2 separate regions of the Mus musculus genome follow, and region 2 is linked to region 1. The links are chromatin contacts, found by Hi-C or POLR2A ChIA-PET in ENCODE. All regions are on one chromosome and are shown on one strand. The core of a region is the stretch at or near the end of the contact, and the rest is flanking DNA. Distances in the headings are between cores, read along the strand shown.

Region 1 (5,532 bases), core at 1,439-3,938:
GGGCTCTGGCTTCTTGTTACTTGTTTTGTTTTATAAATCAGTGACCTTACAAACTCAGAGAGACCTTTCGTGTATTCCAAAGCTGGAAGAAGAGTCAGTGTACGTTGACTAGATGAAATAATATTCACAAAGGCACCCATAGGCTGGCATCCTGGAGAGACATCAGCTGTGGGAGAGACATCAGCTGTGGGAGAGACATCAGCTGTGGGAGAGACATCAGCTGTGGGAGAGACATCAGCTGTGGGAGTACCTTAGACACTTATCAACTTCTAGGTTTAGATTCAACATGGAATCTTCAGGGAAGGCAAGAAAATCTAAGGGGGCATGGACAGAGGGGCCACAGGGGGCACATGGCAGCCCCTCAGATATGAAGGGGCTCACACATGAAACTCCCCTGAACTTACTCACCTGGGAACAAATGCTTGGGGTTTTCTGCATTAGGTGGTTAGGTGGCTGCCTTCCCATCATGCCCTGGGCCAGTGACAATTCAACAATGACCTTTTCTTATGGGTGTGAGGAGAATGGTCACAGTCATCTAAAAGTGGAACACATTCACTTGCAGTCTGGCCAGGAGCCAGGAGGACCTACAGTAAGCACCTCCAGAAGAGATAGCATCTAAATGCTTAGCAATGAGCTGGGCACCGGCACTAGAGAGCTGCCAATCCATTGAAGCAACCGCCGTTCCCAGGAGGAGCTTCCTGTGCCTCTCTGACTGCAGGGACCCAGGAGAGAGCTGAGTTGCACTGGGGCCTCCTGTATTCCTTTCTACCTTCCTTTTAAGTCCATCTTGACACCCAGCATTTGTGGAAACTCATCAGTATCCCAAACACTGTACTTATTCAGATCTGATCAGGGGTCTGAACCGCTGTGATCCATCAGGAGTGCCGGGACTCGATCGCCAGTATCTGTGGTGTGACTGGATGCTCAGCTGGCTGGGATTCACTGTCAGGCAACTCTACTAAACACCTGCAGTGTCCTTGCTCACTTTAGCCTCAAATGTCCATAACCCAGGTGCAGCGCACTCATCTTCAGATGGGATGCAGGAGACTGACGGCTTACCGAGTTACGAGGCTGCTGCTGCTTCTGCTTCTTCTGCTTCTTCTGCTTCTTCTGCTTCTTCTTCTTCTTCTTCTTCTTCTTCTTCTTCTTCTTCTTCTTCTTCTTCTTCTTCTTCTTCTTCTTCTCCTTCTCCTTCTCCTCCTCCTCCTCCTCCTCCTCCTCCTCCTCCTCCTCCTCCTCTTCCGCCCCTCCTTCCCCCTCCCTCGCCCTCTTCCTCTTCTCCATTTTATTTATATGAGTACACTGTAGCTGTTTCCAGACACACCAGAAGAGGGCACCAGATCCCTTTACAGATGGTTGTGAGTCACCATGTGGTGGCTGAGAATCGAACTCAGGACCTTTGGAAGAACAGTCAATGCTCTTCATCACTGAGCCAGCTCTCCAGCCCCCTAGGCTTCTTAATGGTGGAGCTGACTCTCAAGATTTCAAACCACAGCACCCATCAGGGTTCCACACATCCAGAAGACTCACCTGTGTGACAGGAGATGAATTTTGCTCAAGCCAAGATGGCATTGCAGGAGTGAGTGGGGCTGTTTCGGGCAGTGGTGGAAAGATCAAGTGGGTGATACCATTGTCTAGGATATCAATGTCCGCACCTGTTCCAAGCCTCCCTCCCACCATAGCTGATTAGACTCTCTGGGTAGGCTCTAAGCTCAGGTACCAAAGCATGGACTCCTAGCATTTAGGACATGACCATCTTTGGAGACAGGGCCATTAAGGAAGTCATTAGGCTAACTTGAAACCTTATTCTTAAAATAGGGGACTTGGGACTTCAGGTGCCAACAAAGTCCTCTGTCCTCTAGGAAGTATTAGAAAGGGTCAGGTGAGCTCTGTGACAAGTCAGCCCATGTGTCATTGACGGCTTACAAGTAAGTCAGCTTTAGTTTTTTGCCTGTGGGCTAGACTGTGAGGGGACAGCATGTAAGGGCCAATGCTCTAAGCATGGTGACTCAAGGTCTTGTGTTCCCCAGTTCTTGTGATTCCCCTCCCGTGGGAAAGAGGAAGTGGTGGGCTCTCTCAGTCCTTAAGCACACTGTGCAGAGGGGGCACCCAGCACTCCTGCACCTGTCCCACAGGAATCCTTGTTGGGCAGTTGCTCTCAGATGCCAGGGTGGCTGGAGTCTGGCCTTGATGAGGAAGAGTTACCAAGTAGTAGCCTTACTCTCCGCGCAGAGAATGTGAAGCTCATGGATGAGCCGCTAGCAGGCTCTGTCATGTATCTCTGTCACGATCTCAAACCTGTCTCCCCTCATTTCTCCAAACAAGAGGCTGGCTGCCAGTGTCCAAGGAGAACCTCTAAGCCAGCCGTCCTGGTTTACGGCTTGGAGACCTAGTTTATTACCTGTAATAATTTTTTATAGCTAGCCAAAGGCACACAGCTGCCAGGCAAAGCCGGCAGACAGCTGGGGGTGGGTGGTCCTGGGACCACAGCTGGGGCGGGGGTGAGGAGTGGGGGGTTGCTGTGTGAAAGGAATAGCAGCAAGGCCAAGGGGGAGGCAGCAGAAGAGAGGAGCCTCCGCTTGTGGATTGAGAATCAGAGGAGCCAAAAGTGTTGTGAAACCAGGAAGAGGGCTGCTGCCTGATTTCACTCCCAAGTAAATGTTTCACTGGGTATTTGCCTTTTCTCAGAGTCTGGGTCTACAGATCAAACTGGGGAGAATAGGAGCTCATGGGAAGCCGTCATAAACAAGCTTCCGAGGAACGGAGCAGCCCCAGGACCGCAGCATCCACAGTACCGCGCACAGTCGTCCTTCAGCAAGATGCTTGCTGCCAGCACAAGGTGAGCGGCAGAGACTGAGCAGAGATGGGTCACTCCTCACGGCTCTTTTGATGTTAGAGATTAACAGACTGGGAGAAAGACACGGACTGGCTAATCTGCAGGCAGGCGGACATGAAAAGGCAGAACTATGGTAGATTTCCTCCGTGTCAGTCAGAGCCACGGTGAGTGGGCAGAGCCCAGGTCAGAGGATCCTGACCGAATCCTGACTGCAGTCTTCTGACATGGTTTCTTCATCTGTTACTCTGGTGTAAAACTCCCCATCCTTCCTCGCCCTTTTTAATTGATATTTTATAATTGTCCGCATTTATGGAGTACACTTTGATGTCTTCATATGTGTAGGAAACACTGATCTGACCTCAAATATTTACCATTTCCTTGTGGCAAGACAGCCCTTCCCCTCCCCCGTCTGCTATGTAGCCAATTGTTAATTCTAGTCACCCTGCTGGGCCACAAAACAGCAGCACAGCAGTGGCCCCTTTTCCTCATAGCTGTAACTTTGTATGGTGGCCAGCCTCTCTCACCAGCCTCCTCCTTCTCCCTCCTCTCTTGTCCCAGCCTGCCCTTGTGTCAGCCTTTTCTGGTGGCCCTAGATGAGTGATGTCATGCATTGCTTATCTTCCTGCAATGCCCTCTGGGCTCATCTATGTTGACAGGATTTCCTTCTTTATTTGAGTTTATTTAAGTTATGGATGTAACTTATTCTCTTTGCCCTGAAGTTGGACCTGGTGGTAGACACCATGTTTCAGCTGTTGTGAATATTAAGCATGAATGCATCTACCGCTTTGAAAACACTACTTTCATTTCCTTGGTCGATGTCTCCACTAGTGGAAATGTTGAATTGAGAGGAAGTTGGATTTTTAGTTTTTTGAAGACTCTCCATGCCTTCTCCCATGATGGTCAGGCTGATTTACCCCCAGTGCGTGCAACTGTCCTCTTTTCTCCGCCCTCAGCAGCATCTGCCTTCTTGCTGAGAATAGCCTTTCTGACAGGAGAGGGTGAGCCCACAAACTTGAGAGCATCAAAGGAGAACTGGGATGGGAAGGATGGAGGATCAGGGAAGTTCTAGTCCTGCCCAGATGGTAGGAACTGAGACTCGCACTCTGACCTGAGAACTTGGGGAATCAAGAGCAGAAAACAGGCCCACTGCCTTCTGGAGTCCCAGGATCTGGTCAGAATGCTAAGAGATCCCAAAGTAGACAGGAGAGAAGGGAGCCATGGAGACAAAGAAGGCATGATGGGAGTTATCTAGAGGATAGGTAAATGGAGAGGGCTGAGCATCTCTGGAGGGTGTGGGAAGGGAATGGTGTGCTGTAGAGTCCAAGAGAGCCTGCCCCTCTCTCTCCAGTGGGCTCTGTGGCTGGGGGAGAGCAGGAGAGGCTGAGGTGACAGGGCCTGATGCCATCAGATGTGGGTTTCTAGAAAGGTGGCTCTGGTCCACATGGCGGATGGGTCAGAGATGGGGCAGAGGGCTGCTGTATGGTCTAGTGACAATGATCATTACCTGGGCTACGAGCAAGGACAGAGCTGAGCGGATTCCACAGGGATGGAGGAGCCAGCCAGAGTCGCTCTGGATCTGTGATGTGGCCAGATGGGCATGTGGAGCCACTGCTCCTGCAATGAGGACTTCGGAGGATGAGCTGGTTAGAGGGACAGGCTGACCTGTGGCTCCATGGGACAGTGAGAAAGTGTTCCTCAGGAGGAAGGCACCTGGTGTGGCTGTGCAGAGGGGACTCAGTCCACCTTTAGGCCAGTTGTGTGCCGAAAATATGTGTGTGTATACATATACATATATATGTGTGTGTATAAAAGTGTATATATATGTGCATACACACAAATTATAATATATTTTAAAATTTATTTTCCCCCATTTCCTTTCATCTGTATGGATGTTTTGCCTACAAGTATGTCTGTTCACCACGTCTATGCCTTGTGCCCGTGGAGATGATATCAGATCCTCTAGAACTGGAGTTACAAATGGTTGTGAGCTTCCAGATGGATGCTGGGAATCAAACCCAGATCCTCCCCCAAAGCAGCCAGGGCTCTTAGCCATGAGCCATCTCTCTGCCCCTGATAAAATAAACCTTCAGACAAAGAATGGTAGGGAGTAGAAACAAACCTCTTTCTTCTTCAGTCAACCTTTTCTTTTTTTTTTTGGTTTTTCGAGACAGGGTTTCTCTGTGTAGCCCTGGCTGTCCTGGAACTCATTTTGTAGACCAGGCTGGCCTCAAACTCAGAAATCCACCTGCCTCTGCCTCCCTCAGTCGACCTTTTTATTTTTTCATGATGGCTGCTCTGAGTACTTCAGATACACACGACAACAGCCATGCGTGCTCCCCACGGAAGGGCAGCAACCAGGAGCTGCCCATGCCTGGCCAGGAAATATAACAAGTAGAGAGATGGAGACTGGGAACAGATGTCTGCACACAGGGAAGAGAAGGGGCCAGGGAGAAAACAGAATGGAAGCAGAATGTGCATATGTGGGCCCCTGGAATCTCTCTCCTGATTCTTAGGGGTTGTTCCCCAGTGACCAGCTGAGAGCAGAGTGTCTCTGAGTCCCAGGATCCCAGCAACGGCAGCAGAACTGGGGTGACACAGGGTTGTGGTCTTTGTGTGGCTTCTTTGATTGATGAGGCTGGCAGCTCAAGGGAGCAGCTGGGACATCTCATCAGAGGCATCCTGCCATGACCCACATT
Region 2 (6,022 bases), core at 3,257-5,756, 840 kb before region 1:
CTGCCTAAGCTTGGCTATCCTGGATCTTGCTCTATAGATTGACCTTGAATGCAGAGATCAGCATGCCTGTCTCCTGGGATTAAAGGTGTGTACCACCATGCCTGGATCTTAATTTAGCTAGATAGAATCTTGCCCCAAGGTCCCACTCCCTTAATCTGTTATCTCCTAGAACACAGGATTTTGCTTCATTTCACTTCCTGGTATGTATGCCTTTAATACTCGAACCATATAATTTATATTTTTCCTTTCTAAGCTTGCTATGCTTGTTCAAACTTCTCTTCATAAGACTTAACCAGAGAACAAAGTCTTTGCTGGGCTTTTTTGAAACTTCCTTTGTCAATGCAATTAATCTGAGTCTCTTCACCTTAGCCTCAGGCACTTTTCAGACAAGGGCAAAAAGTAGCCACATTCTTCACCAAAATACCACAAAAACTGTCTTTATGACCACATTCTGAAATTCTTCTCCTTTGAAATCTCTTGGGCCAGGTCAACACAGTTCAAATTACTCCCAGCAACAAAGTCTTCCATATTCCTACTAGGATGACCCATTAAGCCCCATTTAAAGCAGTCCACTGTGTTCCAAATCCAAAGTCCCAAAATCCACATTCTTTCAAATAAAAGCATGGTCAGCCCTATCACAGCAATACCCCACTCCTGTTACCAACTTCTGTCTTAGGGTTTTACTGCTGTGAACAGACACCATGACCAAGGCAAGTCTTATAAAAAACAACATTTAATTGGGGCTGGCTTACAGGTTCAGAGGTTCAGTCCATTATCATCAAGGTGGGAGCATGGCAGTATCCAGGCAGGCATGGCGCAGGAGGAGCTGAGAGTTCTATGTCTTCATTCAAAAGCTGCTAGTGGAAGACTGACTTCCAGGCAACTAGGATGAGAGTCTTAAGCCCACACCCACAGTGACACACCTACTCCAACCAGGCCACACCTCCAGATGGTGCCACTCCCTGGTCCGAAAATATACAAACCATCATAAATATAAACAAATTACTTTTTTTGTTTTGGTTTTTTTGAGACAGGGTTTCTCTGTATAGCCCTGGCTGTCCTGGAGCTCACTCTGTAGACCAGGCTGGCCTCGAACTCAGAAATCTGCCTGCCTCTGCCTCCTGAGTGCTGGGATTAAAGGCGTGTGCCACCACGCCCAGCTAACAAATTACTTTTTAAACTTAAGTTTTAGAATTGAACTACTAGAACCATAACGTATTCAAGTATGATAGGAGATCAAAAGGAAAGTTATCTACAGATAAAATAAACTGGAATACTAAGATCCTATCATCTTTTCTATGTTACAATCAAGTCAGTACTCCAACATAATTCCTAGTCTGTTTGGGCCAGTAACAAAAGCTTTTGAAAACATTTCCTTCAGTTGTTGAGATCTTTTGGTGCCACTTCTAGGACTTTGGCATTTTTCACTGGGATCCGACCAGGAAGTAGGCTCAGATAAGAATATCAGAAACAGTGACCATGGGGCTTTGCTGACTGCTTTGCTTGATTACCACCTTGCGTGATCTCTTTGCTTACTACTTCGCTTTATTCCTTTGTCTTTGATCTAAGAACTGACCATGTGTCTGGATGAGCCTAGAATGATATAAAAGCAGGCTGGGAAAAAGATAAAGCCGCTTCAGCCTCGCCGACTGACTGAGCTGGCTTGGTCGTTCAGCTGCCTGCAAGTCTGTCTATGCACCATGTGCATGGGGAGGCCAGAAGAGGTGTGAGATCCCTTGGGACTGGAGTTACAAATGTGAGCTACCATGTGGGTGCTGGCATCAAAAGAAGACCAGGTACTGCCCTTAACCACTGAGCCATCTCTCCAGTTGCCATAATAAAAACTTTTTAGCCACAAGAACGATACCTAAAACCCCAAGGCATGCCCAGGAAACAGTAAGGAGCAGGAATTCTAAGCGTCTGGTCTTTAAGCATAGGAAGTCACCTTAGACAGACAGTGTGGTGCTGCTCGCACCCCATCCCACCTGCCACACCGAGGGAGTCAGCAGATAGCATCCCTGTTAATAAAGGGCAGGTGCAGTCAGCACACATGCTCACAACTAACACAAGGAAAACGCATTTACAGCTAATTTACATTCTGAGAAATCAGCTGAGTTGCAAGTTAACATGGAAGCTGTATTTTGGGTTCTTTTTTTCCCCCTTTCTTAGGAAAACTGGAGGCTGACTCAGGAGTCTATCAGCACGGAGGCACCGTCTGCCGCTCACTCAGCACAGGATTTTTAATAGGATGGAACTAATGTTAAGAACTTTAAATACTAAAAAGTGCATTTTGCTGTCCAAATAATTTTTTAAAAAATTCTAATTAAATTTAATTCTAATTGGATAGTCTAGAGTAGTCTCTTCTGAACACACTGACCCTTAAAATTAGGGAAACACCCCTTCTTTAAAATGCTTTTCCCCAAAATCTCATTACTCATCAATTCAGCAGAATTCTGCTGGAAACACATCTAGAATAAAAAACGGCCAGCACCCCAGCAGACAAAAAAAAAGTTTTGTTTTCACCCAACTTTTAGGGAAGGGGGAAAAAAAAGCAAATCTTCCGAAAACAGACTTCTCACAAAGTCCTACTTCCATTTACTTAGCAAAACCCCAGTGCCCAGAATGAGCCCTCGATCTATTGACCTTACCTGGCGGGTCACCAAGGCTGCAGCAGAGGCCAGCTCTGTCTCTCCTCTTCCCAAGCTCGCTGAGATTTCCAGAAGGGTTAAAGTGGCCTTCCTTTAGCTTGCAAGCTTTTCTCTTAACACTCTCTTTTGCCCATCTCCTTTCCCCTACCCAGTAAGCCTTTAGCTTACTGCCAACCACGAGACTTTTCAGAAAATGAAAGCAAAAATCTCTAGCAAACTAACGAAGTGCCCGGTCCACTTTTTAAAACCATATAAAGTACACATGTCATACAAAGACAAATCACGAACGAGTAAGGCACAGTATTCCCTTCAATCTCTAAAAACCTAAATGTATGTAAATTCAACTCAGCAGTACAAGAACATATTTTGGAAATGTTTTTCTTTCAGTCCTTGAAAATTGCGAATTTTATTAATTTTAATTACCTAGACTCAGATCACGCTACTAAGGTAATCAAGAGTCTTTGACCCAAAAATTTTCCTCCAAAAATAAAAATAACCAAAATGTGGTTCCTACAGTGTTCGCCACGATGCTCGGACGCAGACTGACCATAGTAAGTGGCACTTTAGAAAAACAAAACAAAGCAGAAACCCTTAAACCGCTCCCTTATTTCTACTGTTGTTTATGTGCTAAGCAGTCGGTCCTCCAGGGGAAGATGGGACCGCTGTCTCTTACCACCGCACCCCACAGCTCCTCGCACGAAGCCTGGAAGAAGTGGCCATTCAATAAATGCCTACTAAACACTTTTGTCTAACAAGTTGGGGCATTCCCAAACGCTGACTCCACCCCTGTCGTCGGCCGCTGGCTCCCGAATCCAGACAGCTTATGGCCTTGCTCTGATGAAACGAAACCTCATCGCTCAGGAGGACCCAGGGCAGGATCAAGAGAGCCACTCGCCTCCATCCCGCAGGGCAGCCGCTCCTCGGCTCATCCCGCTAGGATGCAGATCCCGAGCGCGGGTTCCCACAGCATCCCGAGAGGCTCCATGTCCAGCAGCAGATCTGCAGGGCACTAGTCCCTGCCCACCCCGCACCGACAGCCGGGCGTCGGGACACAGGGGACGCCTGCGCACAAGAACTGAGCTACCACCCTCCTGGCCCCACCGAGGCGAAGGGTAACAATACCCCTCAGCAGTAAGACAGGGTGGACAGGCGGCCCCGGAACGGCTGCGCGCTCCCCGATGCCTCGGCGCGCTCCCGGTGCACAACCGCCTGCACGTGAGCGCGCCCCGCGCGCGCGCGCCCAGGCCACTCTAGCTGATAGGGTCGCCTCACCTGAGCCGGGCTCCGCCCCCCTTCTCCTCGCAGGAGGAGGCGGTGGCCCTCCTCCGCTCGGACCGACCCTGAGGAAGGAGGCGGGAAGGTCCAGACTGGCTTCCCCGGCTGTGACTTCCGCCCGCCCCGCCCCTCGCTCCCGGCTCCTTCAGCCCGTTCGCGCGGTTCTTTGAGGACCCGGCGGAGGCCTACAGTAAACGGATGTGAGGTACCCATGTCACCGCCTCCACAGGCCTCCAATGGCCAATCATCAGGAGGGCGGGGCCACAGTAGGAGTGACGTTCTGAAAATCTGACCAATCCGCCATCCCAGGACCCCGGCTGTGTTTACTACCACAGCATCCGTGAGCGCTCTGACCAATCACAATTTGCCTTACAGCCCGTAAAACTGTTCTCAAAGATCTTTGAAGGCGGGACTTATCACTTAGCAACACCAGGTTTGGCCTGTAGAAAAGCTATTTTATGTCACGCCCAATCAGAACTCAGCATGAATAAGGAAAGCTAGTGTTTTCCGTCTACTTGAGCCAATCGCAATGACTACTGCCAGCCCTGAGTCCCTCCATTGGCTCGCGCTGACTGTGACCTGGAGTCTGAAGGACAGGTGACTTCCTCTCGCTGTGAGCTGGAGATTACTTCTAACTTGTAGGTTTGAGAAAAGATGTAAACGGAACCCCAAGAAGCCGAGTGAGACGAATGGCGAGCTTCACAATGAGTAGGAAATGCCGTCGGTCTAATGGTGGTTGGGTGGATCGTCGCCCGCATCGCGTCTCAGTTGCCCAGACGTCCAGCATAGCAACGGGAGGGTCGGAACTCAGTCCGACGTGTGCCCACCAAGCCATCAACTCCAGAATCAAGTTTACAGTCGCCACCACCTTAAAACTTCAGGGCTCAGCCCTCTTATCAATGCCGCAAAAGAGTCTGCTGGACCGGGTGGGAAAGAGGAAGGCCCGGCTGCCGCCTTGGCCTCTTGCGGTATACCACCGAGCAGTAAAATCAAGATTATGTGTTCTAGATAGCTTTCCTGTTACTTTGATAAAACTGAACAAAGCAGTTTGGAAGAGGAAGTGTTTACTGGGCTTATCACCATGGTTTCGGAAAGTCCTGGGAAGAATTCAAACAAACCGTAGACTAAAGCTACCTCCTGGCTTGGGCTCAGCTGTCCTTGTGCTCAGTTCACGCCTGCGTGAGAATGGACAGGCCACAAGGGATGAGCCCTACTAAGTCAATTAATAAGCAAGCAATCCCTTTTCCCAAGTGAAGGATAGTATAAAATTCTTAGTTGGTTCACAAGCTAATAGGGTTTCCTAGGGCTTCATCCATCCTTAGTTTGCACCAGTTCCCAACCCCAATAAACCCATATAAAAACCACACAATCCAGTTATAAATATAAGCTATGTACCTAGACTGGACAGCTCTAGCACTGTGCTAACTTATTCCCCAGCTGCGAGACCCTTTGCTATTTGCAGTTTCTCCTGGCCACGTGGTTCTGCTCCTCCTCTTCTTCAGTCCTCTCCCCTTCCCTTCTCCTCTCTACCTGTCCCTACTCTCCAAGACCTCCCACCTCTCCCCTCCCCTGCCCAATTACAGGCCTCAGCCTTTATTGACCAGTTAAAATGGGGAAGAGGATGCCCTCAATACCCTCCCCTTTCCCTCATCCCAGTTTCCTTTCCAGATTAACCCTTTAGCTCCTGACATTCTCTCCCTTTTCTACCATCCACTCCCACTACAAAATGTTTTTTAAGAGAGCATACAGAGCCGAATACAGTAGAATAATAATTACACAAAAATAGAACCTGGTGTGGTAGCTCACACATTTTATCCCAGTACTGGGAGGCAGAAGCAGATGGACCACTATGAGTTTGAGTTTGAGACCAGCCTGGTCTACACAATGTGTTACAGACCAAGCAGGATTATATAGTAAGACCCTGTTAAAGAAGAAAAAGTGCATATGCACAGAGATAAACCCAAGAGATGAAACAGAATGTTAGCAATGGCTCTCTTAAAGGGATGTGAGATTATGGGTTACTACAATTTTATTATCCATAGTTTCTGTGTTTTATACTAGTATACATCCAATATGTGTTATTTTGGTAATTGTTTTAA

What was found. A loop is a pair of places that touch in the nucleus more often than their neighbours do. ChIA-PET counts read pairs that join two places held with the same protein, here RNA polymerase II (POLR2A).
Region 2: a map of left cerebral cortex shows a loop between it and region 1 (2.8-fold over the local background). The contact joins the promoter of 1700055D18Rik here to the promoter of Stra6l in region 1. A Hi-C loop is called at or near these places in 6 of 37 maps with a recorded cell type or tissue (heart, left cerebral cortex and v-Abl transformed pro-B cells). POLR2A ChIA-PET finds 5 or more read pairs at or near these places in 1 of 5 experiments (Patski).

The regions. Positions count from the first base shown.
Region 1 is chr4:45,846,259-45,851,790 of GRCm38, forward strand. It overlaps Stra6l (STRA6-like), which reads left to right and starts at 2,689. Exons shown (of 18, transcript NM_028788.4): 1 at 2,689-2,839. The coding sequence starts at 2,820.
Region 2 is chr4:45,008,304-45,014,325 of GRCm38, forward strand. 1700055D18Rik (RIKEN cDNA 1700055D18 gene) reads left to right here and starts at 4,507. Exons shown (of 1, transcript NR_166789.1): 1 at 4,507-6,022. Zbtb5 (zinc finger and BTB domain containing 5) reads right to left here and starts at 4,109. Exons shown (of 2, transcript NM_173399.3): 1 at 3,921-4,109.